Regions from separate parts of the Mus musculus genome. Here all the other regions are linked to region 1. The links are chromatin contacts, found by Hi-C or POLR2A ChIA-PET in ENCODE. All regions are on one chromosome and are shown on one strand. The core of a region is the stretch at or near the end of the contact, and the rest is flanking DNA. Distances in the headings are between cores, read along the strand shown.

Region 1 (4,528 bases), core at 1,283-3,782:
CTGAGGGAGATGCCTCAGTGAGCAAGGATGCTTCTTATGTAAATGAAATTTGAGTTCAAATTGCTAGCCCCCACATAAAAAATCAGACATGGCTATGCATGCCTTTAACCTCTTTAGTACTGAAAGGTGGAGACTGGCAGATCCTGGGAGCCTTCTGGCTAGCCACCTCCAAATCAGTAAGTTTCTTCTTGCTCAATGAAAGACCCTGTGTCCAGGCAAGAAAGCAGGAGGGTATGGGAGAGGAATATACATGATGTGCTTCTCTGGTCCGTTCATGAATGTAAAACGGCACTCACCCACCTACCCACCCACAATTTGTTCTGGTTTATATTGCATAGTGAGCATACTCCCCTGGGCCTCCCCACCCTCCTTTTTCCTCATCCCCACGCTGTTGATCTCTAGACTATTTTATTTCTACTTTTGATATATATATATATATATATATATATATATATATATATATATGTGTGTGTGTGTGTATGTAAACATATATACACATATATATATAATTTTTATCGGAGACTTATAATAAGTGATTCTCTTTACTTGCATCCGTTTTTCTTTCAAACAACATAACCTCATTCTTTCATTTTTTTAAAGAATTTTTTTAAAAAGAATTATTTATTTATTTTAGGTATATGAGTACACTGCAGCTGTCCTCAGACACACCAGAACAGGGCATCAGATCCCTTCACAGATGGTCGTGAGCCACCATGTGGTTGCTGGGAATTGAACTTAGGACTTCTGGAAGAGCAACCAGTGCCCTTAACCTCTGAGCCATCTCTTCAGCCCCAACCTCATTCTTCATGACTGAAAAGTTTCATTGGCATGTGGCATGAAGGTCATAAAATAAAGCAGTAAGCCACTGCTCTTAGAACAGTGAATCTATATCTATACTTGACAGTAACTCTGGATCTCTCAGTTGTGGTCTTATTGCTACACAATACACCATAACCATAAAGCAAGTTGGTGGGGAAAGAGTTTATTTGGTTTACACGTCCACATCACTGTTTATCACCAAAGGAAGTCAGGATAAGAACTCAAGCAGGGCAGGAACCTGGAAGTAGGAGCTGATGCAGAGGCCATAAAGGGTGCTGCTTACTGGCTTGTTTCACAAGGCTTATTTAGTCTTCTTTCCTACAGAACCCAGGACCACCAGCCCAGGAATGGCACCACCCATAATGGGCTGTTCCCTCCTCCATTGATCACTAATTGAGAAAATGCCTTATAGCTGGATCTCATGGAAGCATTTCAACTGAGGCTCCTCCCTGTCTAATGACTCTAGCTTACGTAAAGTTAACCACCAAGCCAGCCAGTTCACTAGGCATTTTCAGATTTTGTGAATGAAGAATTTTAGGCTCTGAGATACTAAATGTCTCCCTTATGTACAAGCTAGCAAGAGGTGAATCCACAAGGCAAACACCAGTTGCTCCCAGGGCCTATGTGCATAATCAGTTTGATGGTTAGGATTCAACTACGTTTCTCCCTGTGGATAGTGGGTCCAATGAATGCTTGGCTCAGCAAACATGCATGCCATCCCCTCCCTTCCTAGCTTTCTGGTTCTCCAAGCCATTTCCCTCATATTTGGTGACCCATAACTCCCTATTCAGAGACACATACAGTCCACACTCAAGTATGTAGGTTGCTGGATGTCAAATGTATCCACAATCTCTTCTCCCTAACAGGACTTTAGGACCTGAGTAAAAGGCCAGCCTCCACTACCCCACATCTGTCCCACGCGAATATAAATTTACAAAATGACTTTGGCTTCCCATGCTTATGCACATTCCTCATACACAGCAGAGTTCAGTTCAATAGAAACATCTCTAACCCCATTTCCTTTCCTATACAGAAAAACGGTTTAGTTATCACACGTGCCAAGGGCATTTGGCTCTGGTAGTGGAAACTGGAAAATGGAGTAAAAATTTCCAGGCTCAAGGTGCTAGATGATCGTCCAGGTCTTTTCCCTGGAGCTTGGGCTTTTGGAAAAGTGCAGCCATGCAAGCTGGGAGTCTGCCTAAACCTGCAGTCTCCTGAACCCTCGCTCAGACAGGGCAGATGCACAAACTACAGGTAGCCTCATTTGCAGAGCAGCGTTCCTTTGTTCTATTTTAAAGCTTCAGATTCTGTCAAAAAGTGATAGCCAAGCTTCCCCATGAGAATCGGGACTTGCACAGCTCTGAAGTGCTCATGGAAAACAGGTTTCCACGGGCAGCGGGGGAGACCTGGAAGCCTTCCTTGCTCACTCCTCAAACCCAACAGGGCTGGCTCCCCACTAGGTTTTGGGCTGATTCCCCACTAGGTTTAGGGCTCTACAACTTCAAACTCACTGTCCAACCTAAGGCTGTAGTTAAAAACCAAGGGACTCTTTCCCTCCCGGATTGAAGCAAGCCACACCCAGCTGCGAAAGCCCAACAGAGCACACTTACTGCGCTTGCGCACAGTCCCCAGTCGCTTGTGTTTTTCTTCCTGAGCTCTCAGTCGCCTAGCAACGCTGGAGTCACAGTGGCAGCGCTCTGGAGCCCCTTTCTAGCAAGAATAGGTCAGTGTTCTCTCTTGACACTCCTAGCTGCCACGTGGCAGGCTGGAGGGGGCCATGGAGGGAGAGGAGAAGCAGCAGTAAGTGCCAGGGTTCAGCTTTCTATTTTCCCTTCTGAAAACCTTTTCTATTTCTTGCAAAAGATTAAGGGAGTGGCTCAGCACATAAGATCCAGGCCACATACATCCAATAGGTTTCCTCCCCTGCTTTCCAAGGTTTGAGTGATTACAGTATCTTTTTTTTTTTTTTTCCTAGTGCAGCGTTTACTGAGCTTTCTTGAAGCCATCATGAAATAATCACTCTTCATACCTCACATTTAACTCGTCAGCAAATTCTGTCGGCTCCAATGTTGAAATTATCCATACTCCACTGTTCATTGCTTCCTCTCTTGTCCTCACTCAGTCTCGAGTACCAGCTTCTCATGGATACAGCCATCGCTTTGCTTCCCTAGTCTCTGCAGCCTTTTCAACATGGCCTCTTTTTAAAAGGGGAAAAAATATGTTTTCCACAGGGTACATACAGTAAAGCCAAGGCTGCGCCTGCCGCACCACACCTGCTACGGCCCTCTAGATCACCCTGGCACCTGCATACAGCTAACTGGTTGAAACAAGTTCCTAAGAACAAGCCTCAAAGATTACTATTTGATACCTTTAGATGTGTTTGACTGATAATTTGGGAGACCATGCTTTATGTCTAAAGATGGACACATTTCTGATAAGAGTTTTGGCAGTTACAGTTGGTTCTGCTAGAATGTTCCTTCCTCAAATATCCTTAATTTGTACCCATCCCTCCCTTGCTTTTTTCAATTACCACCTTCACAAATACCCTGTCCCAAACGTAGCCTCTCCTCCCACATACCTACATGCCTCTTCCTCGCTGGAAATTGTCGTTATCATGTGGCACCATCTAATAGACTGTGTATGCCCCATTTCATTTCTTCTCTGCCTTCCCTAGAATGTAATCCCCGTGAAGACAGGAGTTTTCATCTGTTTCCCTGCTGTATCCTCAGAGCTTCATGTAGCACCTGGCATGTAGAGACCCGCTGAATGCATTAGCAGTGCTCTTTTTCTCACATCAGTTACAATAGCTATTGTTCTTTCATATAAATCAAGGAATGGAACCTTAGATATTAAGTGGCAGAGGTTCCAAGCCAAGCCTGACTGCTTTCTGTTTTGTTGCTACTGTTTGCATTGCTGATATAGAACCTAGGGTCTCAGGCACATTAGTGTTTTGTCTGTATAAGGTGTTTCATTGTACAAAGATGTTTCTACAGAATCAGGCATTTCGCATTTATTTATCTGTAGCCATCCACACCTTGAAATACAGAACCAAGTAAATGCATAAATGTGTAAACCAACACCTACAGTCCTTTCCTTCAAGGATCTGATACAGATGTGTTGGTGTTCAACCATGAGAAACAGATGGAGAAAGCAGAGACCAAGGAGTTCAGACCAGAAAGTTACAGCTTTTAAGTAAATACACAGATCTGAGAATATAATAGAAACATCTTAGAAGTTGCTTACACTTTTCTAGTAATCAGTTCTTCTAAATCCTTTGCAAAGCAGCAATTTTTGTTACAAATCAAGGAAATAAGATCACAAAGAATCTGAAAAATGTTTTTATGTGGAATGGAGTGAGGGTTAAGGGTGTACAGCTGAAGCAAAGGCAGAGTGGAAAAATAAGTCTAGGACATTCACCTGAAGTATATAAAGAGTACAACACAAAGCATTTACCTAAGCTGAACAGAATATGGGTGTCAGGCAAGCAGTGATCAGTGAACTAATAGTCACCACTGCATGGAACTTATATTGATCCATAAGGGTATTTCTGGTGCTTAGTAAAGACAAAGAGCTAGATAAATACAATTTGAGTTATAGTAAGAGCCACAAAAGAATGTACACGCCTAGAGCATCATGGGGAGGGGACTCTAGGAAGTATCTGGGAAATTTTTCAACTGATACCCAAGTGATGCTGGGGAGCTGGGAAAAA
Region 2 (4,528 bases), core at 810-3,309, 240 kb after region 1:
TTGGCTCTCCCTCTTCCTTGAGCCCACATTTCTCACTAGGAGCTAAGAGTGTATAATAATAATAAAGCCTTGGCTGGCAGCCAGTGGAGAGATTTGGCTAACCTTTCCAGTGTTTGTGAAAGTAGAAAAAGCAATGCAGCTGTTAGACTGGGTCCTTTCCAGTGGAGGACATGTTTCCTAGATGAAGGCACAAATGGTAATTGAAATGTAATCGGTATTTCTGCCATCTTGCTATTATAATGCTTTCTACTTTCGTTATGATAATTGTTCATTTCTTAGGATTTGTTTTTGTTTTTCTCTAGTCTATAATCTACTAAAGTGAGGGAATGAAATGAAAGTTTTAGGCTTTTTTCATTTTTTTTAATGACTAAGTAGTTACATTTGTTGGCTGAAGGCTTATCTTAAATAGCTACACAATTATGATTAAGATACCTTACTGTAAGACTCGGGTTTCAGGCAGCAGAAAAAGAGATCTAAGTCAGAGTGCCTGAATTCTAAAACTGGTTGGAGGATTCTAGAATAGGCTCCATATTCGTTGTACTCCCACTGTTCAGGTTGAGGCTGCTAGAGATAAACTTGTTTTGCTCAGTGCAGAGGTGGATGTGTGCAGGTAATTTCTAAACCACTGACCCCACTGGTGCTTGAGATGTGCTGTCAGAATGCAGTGACCATCCTAGGCCTTTATACAGAGCAAGAGTGAGGTGATGGGCAGCTAAGTGTCTTGGTCTATATCCCCTGCTAGAGCTGACTTGAAAATGGTCTGTTTCCAGAAGGGTTCGTTGGTGACTTCTCAGGAGGCCTGTAGAGTACGCACTGCAAAGATTCATGTTGAGCAGCCACAGAGAGTGGGACTTTGCTTCCCTGGTAAGGAGGCAGACTCACACCCTGTCCTCATCCTGTCAGGAAGTTCTGTTTCCCCACATGAGCTTACTACAAGAGGTGGAGAAACTCCCTTGGTGTTCTTCCCCACTCCTCCCTTCTAGAAACTAGTATGTCGAAGTAGTTAAGATAGTACCTTTGGTCCTGGGTACTATTTATTCTGAGATAAGCATCTCAAAATAGCTGGACTCCTCTACCCATTGTAGAACCCTTTTTGCTCCCCCTTTAGGCAACAGTACAGATAATTTTGGCAGTGTTTGGCTTAACTGACCATTCCCAGCACTGTATGAATTGAGGTGTTATCCAGAGCAGACTTACCTGTTCAACTTTCTCCTTCATGTTCCTTGGTTTATTGATGCTCCTTGATAGTTTGATCACATTGATGGCAATTGGTAGCTGAGTGTCCCTTGCTGGCATAGAGTACCAGGGTTACGGCCCCAACTTGACTCTGGGGACTCTGGGCAAAGAAAAGCATTGAGGAAGGCTCTGAGGAATGGTGGGAAGTGAGAACTCTTTAACGCCCTCTTTAGTGAAACCCTGTTCCTACTACCCCACTTCTGTCTTCTGACCCCAGGTCTCATCTCCTCCAACTTCTGGAAGCTGATGGTGAAGGTTTGTTAGGGTTGTCAGGGAACAGTACAGAACCTAAGGAGTGTGTCCCACAATGCTCAGGTGCATCCCTTTGTGCTCTGGAGATGGTCAGAAGGGTCTAGATTTGCCTGCAAACCCCTCCTCTGGAGGATTGCCATATACAGAGAAGGCTGCTCCTGACACGGCGCCTGTTTCTGGCAACAGAAGCAGAGAGGAGATGAAACAGACTTCCTACTATTTAGAGGAAGAGAAGTATTCACCTTGGAGAATGTACTGTGGGACTGTGTATACATGGGTGACAGATCTGCAGGGTTTTCACCTAGAAAATGATTAACACAGTTACCCCATCAGACTGAATGTTAATGAGAAAACTGAATTGCCAGACCAAGGGCAAACTGCCTCTCAAGGTTGTTGTTTCCCCATTGCGCAGTGTGCACTGAGACCATGGGGAAGGGCTTGGCTACATCGCTGTTATGCTGTCCTAGAATTACTCAGAACTCAGGCTTGTTGGCTCTGCCATTATAGCAAGAGAAGCCTCTGTGACATTGCTGCCATGTTCTCTGTGTTTCAAGGGCATAGGGGAGCTAATGTGCCCTGCCTCTGTAGCCGTCCCCCTTCCTATCACAGGAATTACCTTGGTTTGCTTCGTGAATGCTAAGATCCCACCACACCCAGACTGATCTGTTTTAAGTTTTTTATAACTTACATTTGGACAAATTTACAATTTCATAAAATGAAGATGCTTTTCTCTGTGATAGTAGAAGATTTCGTGCAGAAAGCACTCTAACACTTAGTGAAGCTGAGAAACTCAAGCATTCAATTTACTCTTTAAATGTTTACTAAGGGGGCTGGAGAGATGGCTCAGCAGTTTAGAGTACTGGCTGCAACTGGATTCTATTTCCAGCACCTGCAAGTTGGCTGGCAACCATCTGTAACTCCAGTTCTAGGGGCTCTGATGCCCTTCTCTGGCCTCTGCAGGCAACAGGCATTCTTTTTATTATTATTATTAGATATTTTGTTCATTTACATTTCAAATTCTATCCTGAAAGTCCCCTATACCCTCCCCCCACCCCGCTCCCCAACCCACACACTCCTGCCTCCTGGCCCTGGCATTCTCCTGTACTGGGGCATATAATCTTTGCAAGACCAAGGGCTTCTCCTCCCAGTGATAGCCGACTAGGCCATCTCCTGCTACATATGCAACTAGAGATACAAGCTCTGGGAGGTGCTGGTTAGTTCATATTGTTGTTCCTCCTATAGGGTTGCAGACCCCTTCAGCTCCTTGGGTACTTTCTCCAGCTCCTCCATTGGGGTCCCTGTGCTCCATCCAGTAGATGACTGTGAACATCCATTTCTGTATTTGCCAAGCACTGGCATAGCCTCACAAGAGACAGCTGTATCAGGGCCCTGTCAGCAAAATCTTGCTCACATATGCAATAGTGTCTGGGTTTAGTGGCTGTTTATGGGATGGATCCCCGGGTAGGGCAGTCTCTGGATAGTCCTTCCTTCTGTCTCAGCTCCAAACTTGGTCTCTATAACTCCTTCCATGGGTATATTGTTCCCCATTCTAAGGAGGAACGAAGTACCCACACTTTGGTCTTCTTTCTTCTTGCGTTTCATGTGTTTTGCAGATTGTATCTTCAGTATTCTAAGTTTCTGGGCTAATATCAACTTATAAGTAAGTACATATCGTGTGAGTTCTTTTGTGATTGAGTTACCTCACTCAGGAAGATATCCTTCAGATCCATCCATTTGCCTAAGAATTTCCTAAATTAATTGTTTCTGTAAGGCAAAAGACACTGTCAATAAGACAAAAAGGCCACCAACACATTGGAAAAGGATCTTTACCAATCCTAAATCTGATAGGGGACTAATATCCAATATATACAAAGAACTCAAGAAGCTGGACTCCAGAAAATCAAATAACCTCATTAAAAAACGGGGTACAGAGCTAAATAAAAAAAATGGGAATGGGTGGGTAGGGAAGTAGGGGGGGAGGGTATGGCGGACTTTTAGGATAGCATTGGAAATGTAATTGAGGAAAATATGTAATAAAAATATTTTTAAAAAATCTAATAAAAACTCATAAAAAAGAAAAAAACACAGAAATACCTTATCTTATGCTTCTACAATAAGCCATATTTTCTGAAAGACACCCTTGCTTATGTCTAAAAAAAAATAATAAAAAAATAAACTATTCTCACGAGTCAAAAAAAAAAAAAAAGAAAAAAGAAAAGAATTCTCAACTGAGGAATACGAAATGACTGAGAAGCACCTGAAAAAATGTTCAACATCCTTAATCATCAGTGAAATGCAAATCAAAACAACCCTGAGATTCCACCTCACACCAGTCAGAATGGCTAAGATCAAAAATTCAGGTGACAGCAGATGCTGGTGAGGATGTGGAGAAAGAGGAACACTCCTCCATTGCTGGTGGGATTGCAAGCTGGTATATCCATTCTGGAAATCAGTCTGGTGGTTCCTCAGAAAATTGGATGTAGTACTGCTGGAAGATCCAGCAATACCTCTCCTGGGCATTTACCCAGAAGATGTTTCAACTTGTAATAAGGACCCATGCTCCACTATGTTCATAGCAGCCTTATTTATAATAGCCAGAAGCTGGAAAGAACCCAGATGTCCCTCAACAGAGGAATGGATACAGAAAATGTGGTGCATTTACACAGTGTGTATACAATGTACATTTACACATTTACTCATCTATTAAAAGCAAGGAGCATTCTTGCATTGCACATATATATGTATATATATATAAACACTCGTACATATAAAATAAACCTAAAAAAATGTTTACCTCTGTCCTTGGTGTGTTAAGTGATCTATGTATAGTGATTCACTGATGGATAAAAGAATTACCCAGGATTCATAAAGTGTGGTATACAAGGCAAGATAATTACTGAATAGTTTCACTATGGGTGAGAGAGGATGGACAAGCATATGTAGCAGGCTGGGGCTTCAGAAGAGTTCTCCAGAGAAAGTTCAGGCTGACTTGGTTCTCATTGTGTGCTTTCTTTATCTGTAATAGTCTAAGATACTAAGA
Region 3 (4,528 bases), core at 1,181-3,680, 210 kb after region 1:
GAACACTTTGTAAGAGCCCATTCTCTCCTCAGTCATGTGGGCTCTGGAACTGAAGTCAGATTATCATGCTGTGAGTGTGTGTGAGTGTGTCTGTGTGTGTGAGTGTGTCTGTGTGTGTGTGAGTGTGTGTATGTAAGTGAGTGAGTGTGTGAGTGTGTGAGAGTGTGTGTGTGTGTGCGTCTGTGTGTGTGAGTGTGTCTGTGTGTGTGTGTGTGTCTGTGTGTGTGTGAGTGTGTGTATGTAAGTGAGTGAGTGTGTGAGTGTGTGAGAGTGTGTGTGAGTGTGTGTGTGAGTGTGTGTGAGAGTGAGTGTGAGTGTGTGTGTGTGTGTGTGTGTGTGTGTGTGTGTGTTTTGAAGACCAGGTCTGAAGATTAAGATGCTGTATGTTTTTCTGAAATGTTCTTTGCCAGGTAGACAGTCCTGAGGTAAGACATGTTTCTTCTTATTTCTGTTTGATTAAAGGGAAAGGAAAACCTACATTCTTTATGAAAGCAAGCTTATTTTGGCCTGGGATTGTATTTTTAATCTGGAGTATATGAAAGCTTTTCTGTAGATTATTGATAGTATTAAAATATTCTTTTTTTCCTCACCACTTTTTAAGTACTCTCAATTTTTTATAATGTCTGCTAATGTAGATGGTATATTAGATGTCTCTCCAATTGTGTGTAAAGAACATATGCTTTCAGAAAAGCATGAATTAGCATAAATCATTGTAACAGAAATACATAATATACAGCTGATAGATACCTTAGTTAGAAAAGTGCTTGCTACCAGCCTGAAGTCCTAAGTTTAGCCGTCCCTCCAAACTCATATAAAAAAAGCTTGTAAACAACAATACAAACTAACCAGTATCCCCAGAGCTCGTGTCTCTAGCTGCATATGTATCAGAAGATGGCCTAGTCAGACATCATTGGAAAGAGAGGCCACTTGGTCTTGCAAACTTTATATGCCCCAGTACAGGGGAATGCCAGGGCCAAGAAGTGGGAGTGGGTGGGTAGGGGAGCAAGGCGGGGGGAGGGAACGGGGAACTTTCAGGATAGCATTTGAAATGTAAATAAAGAAAATATCTAATTTTTTTTTTCCATTTTTTATTAGGTATTTCGCTCATTTACATTTGCAATGCTATACCAAAAGTCCCCCATAGCCACCCACCCCCTCTCCCCTACCCACCCACTCCCCTTTTATGGCCCTGGCGTTCCCCTGTACTGGGGCATATAAAGTTTGCGTGTCCAATGGGCCTCTCTTTCCAGTGATGGCCGACTAGGCCATCTTTTGATGCATATGCAGCTAGAGTCAAGAGCTCCGGGGTACTGGTTAGTTCATAATGTTGTTCCACCTATAGGGTTGCAGATCCCTTTAGCTTCTTTGGTACTTTCTCTAGCTCCTTCATTGGGGGCCATGTGATCCATCCAATAGCCGACTGTGAGCATCCACTTCTATGTTTGCTAGGCTTGTAATTTCAGTGTAAAAGCTTGTAATTTCAGTGTTGAGATATGCAGAGACAGGTGGATTCTTGGTGCATCCTGGCTATGTAGCCTGTCCTAATTGGTGAGCTCCAGGCCAATTAAACCTTGTTTAAAAAAGTACAGTGTGGGCTAGAGAGATATCTCAGCCGTGAAAAGCAGAGAACCCAGGTTCAGTTCCCAGCACCCAAATGGCAGCTCACAACTTTCTATAACTCTAATTCTAGGGGACCCAGCTCCCTCTTCTGGCCTCTGAAGGTACCAGGCTGACACATGGTGTACATACATACATGCAGGAAAAGCTATTTTAAAGTACAATTTTAGAAAAGATGGATGGCTCCTAAGGAAGACACCTAGGTTGACCCCTAGGGTGTGTGTGTGTGTGTGTGTGTGTGTGTGTGTGTGTGTGTGTGTGTGTGTGTGTATTTATATTTATATATATATGTATGGGTTTTATTTGTTTCTGTTTTTGTTTTTGTTTGTTTTGGAGACAGAGCCTTGTTGGGTAGCTTGCTGTCCTAGGACTTACTGTATAGCTCAGGTTGGCCTAGAACATGAACTAATCCAATTGTCACAGTCTTCCAAGGGCTGGGATTTGAGGCCTGAATCACTATGCCTGGCTCAAAGGTATTTTAAAAATAATTTTATTATCAAAATAGTAGATGAATGTTCTACGTAGTTTGGAAAATGAAGATGAACACAAGAGGATGCAGATGATCAGGTATCTCACAACCCAGAAGCAGGCACTGAGCATTAACATTTTGGTGTTTAATACCCTCCCCCCCCCCCCAGCATCTCACCAATCACCGTAAGGACCAGTCATCAGATCTTAAACTAGGTCACAGGGGCTTGACAGTCTGTGTAATCACATGATGCTGTCGTCCATCTCTACAAAAGCCTGGCAGCACAGCCGTGCTGGTTACATCCCATACATGAACACTGTCTGGTGCTCTATTCTTTTAAAGTTAAAGAAAGGTGGTAACGAAACAGAATCCAAACTGTATTCATGATAGATATTTCTCTCCAGTGGAAAATTACCAGACATGAAGTTCCCATTAAGTAATGTGTGCTTTCTGTTTTGTTTTGAAAGGAATTCCCACCAGAGTTGATTGGTTCCCTTGAGAGGCATCTCCAGATGGGTTGGACAACATCTGATTTTACTTTCTGTCCTCAGATTTGAGAGTCATTGAAGCGACTATCCCATAATGTGTTGCTAACAGAATGGATGTGGCTATACAGTCTGGATTTTATTGTAATACATTTTACTGCATTGAACTTAGTTGTAACTGTTGAAAGTGTCGATTAGATCTTGGTTTTCTTAGGGTCTTTGAATTACTTGACTTGGGAAGATAATTGTAGATCTCATTTTAGTAAGAAAAGAACAATAGATATACTTGATAGCTAGGCCAGCTTGGTGATCCCTAGGACATCAGATAGAAGAAGGCAGGGGACTTTGTTGCCTTGGTCTTGTGGCTGGCCCCTTTCTGACAAACTGGAATTAATTTCCAGGGAAAGAAAGCAGAAACCCTTTTAGCAGAAAACCAAAGAGTGTCGTTTCTAGCCATTTCTGTTGGCACTTTGGGTTTGTTGTTAGTCATGTTTGGGGTGGTGGGCCTCCAGAAAAATGGCAAATGTTGTTATTCTTCTTGACTTAAACAGGAAGTGTTTTAAATGGCGGTGACAATTCCTCTCCCAGTTTTATGGGGACTGGGCTGGTGGTGGCATTGGACAGCACTGGGTAGATTTCTTTCACACAGATGCAGGATTCAGAAGCTTCCAACCTGACTGGAACCTTCTTAGCAAATGGCAGAAACCCATTAAGAGAAACCCTTGATGGCTTTTGTATCTGTCCTTCTGGACTGGGTAGAGACCTCAGCCTGACCTTTAGGCAGCTACAAATGTTAAGTCTTGACATTGAGGTGGCAGCCAGCCCAAGCATTGCCAAAGGGTCCCAGTGGCCCAGGCTGGATGAGAGCAGGGAGCTGGAATGTGGCCTTGGCTGGAGTTCTGAGTGCATGAGAGCACCTGCCACTATTTTGAGAAGCATGTGGTGTCCAGAGAGAGGTATCAGTCAGGTGGCATCTCAGAAAGGGGTCTGGTCCGTCTCACAGCACTTGACAGCTCTATGCTGTCAGCTGTCCACAGATTCCCAGTTTATCTTTGGGGTGGAGCTGAAAAAAAGACCTTAATCCAGAGCAAAGACATTTATGTGTCATTTGGGAAGGAAAGATCCCAGAACATGAAATCTACCAGTATGAGGTTAACCATTCTGGTTTGTTTCTGAAGAGAAGTTTTTAAAGGTTTTGTGGTCAGTTTGTTTGCTTGTTTTAAGATCAAAATCCATTGCTAAAGGAATTCTTGACTTTCCTGGACAATCAGCTAATTTCTCACTTATATTTTGTTCCTGACAGTTTGAACATTAGCATTCAGAGGAGTTCTAAAAAACTTGCTTGGACCTTGAAAGGGAGAAGCATAACAAGAGATCGGGCCGATTTACATCTTATCTTGAAGAAAGTTCTTTATGTATATTAGTCATTATTTTGTATGTATTTTTCTGATGAATTACTAGTGTTTGTGTGTGTGCTCATATTAATGGTAGCATATATTATTGCTGGGCTGCCTCTTGCAGAAGCAAATGTGATTACATGAAATTGTGACTTGAATGGATCATGCTTCAGAATTGTTCCTCAATATTTTCTACTTCCACTAGACATTTAATGTAACACATGAATAGTTGGCCTCATGCTGGAATGTTTGGCAGCTGAGCAAAAGTCTCAAATGTGCTCAGAAGATATATTTTTTTTTTCCACAGAATGGAATGTTGCAACATGTAGTTAGCCATTTGGCTTTGTTTTTGAAGAGGACTTTATTTTTTCCCCAAATATTAACAATTAGGGATCAATGCTCAACTTTTACAAGATGTATTATTATGTTCAACTTTTCTTTCTTGGTAGTAGTAATGGAGCACGTTAAAAACTAGAATTATCTTCTAGACTACACCCAGTTAATAGTGTTTGTTACAAGGACAGGCAGGGTCCACCTGCCTAGGGCTAAGCAGCAGAGGT

Evidence for each region. Hi-C counts contacts between places; a loop is a spot of excess contacts on that map. ChIA-PET counts read pairs that join two places held with the same protein, here RNA polymerase II (POLR2A).
Region 2: a map of heart shows a loop between it and region 1 (1.8-fold over the local background). The contact joins the enhancer-like site here to the promoter of 4930505A04Rik in region 1. A Hi-C loop is called at or near these places in 1 of 37 maps with a recorded cell type or tissue (heart). POLR2A ChIA-PET finds 5 or more read pairs at or near these places in 1 of 5 experiments (embryonic stem cell).
Region 3: a loop to region 1 is called in a map of heart, with 1.8 times the contacts of the local background. The contact joins the enhancer-like site here to the promoter of 4930505A04Rik in region 1. A Hi-C loop is called at or near these places in 8 of 37 maps with a recorded cell type or tissue (heart and left cerebral cortex).

The regions. Positions count from the first base shown.
Region 1 is chr11:30,469,833-30,474,360 of GRCm38, reverse strand. It overlaps 4930505A04Rik (RIKEN cDNA 4930505A04 gene), which reads left to right and starts at 2,532. Exons shown (of 5, transcript NM_001100394.1): 1 at 2,532-2,619. The coding sequence starts at 2,597.
Region 2 is chr11:30,227,827-30,232,354 of GRCm38, reverse strand. Gm51887 (a long non-coding RNA gene) reads right to left here. Exons shown (of 3, transcript XR_003949652.1): 2 at 1,198-1,789. It also overlaps a transcript of Sptbn1 not described here. Among named protein-coding and RNA genes, the nearest start is that of Gm51887, 8.5 kb to the right of the region's middle. Within about 2 kb of position 2,059, at least 2 of the 3 ENCODE cell types and tissues checked have a DNase peak (open chromatin) inside an H3K27ac peak, as active enhancers do; they include heart, where a contact is called at or near this core.
Region 3 is chr11:30,256,978-30,261,505 of GRCm38, reverse strand. It overlaps a transcript of Sptbn1 not described here. Among named protein-coding and RNA genes, the nearest start is that of Gm8098, 8.2 kb to the left of the region's middle. Within about 2 kb of position 2,430, at least 2 of the 3 ENCODE cell types and tissues checked have a DNase peak (open chromatin) inside an H3K27ac peak, as active enhancers do; they include heart, where a contact is called at or near this core.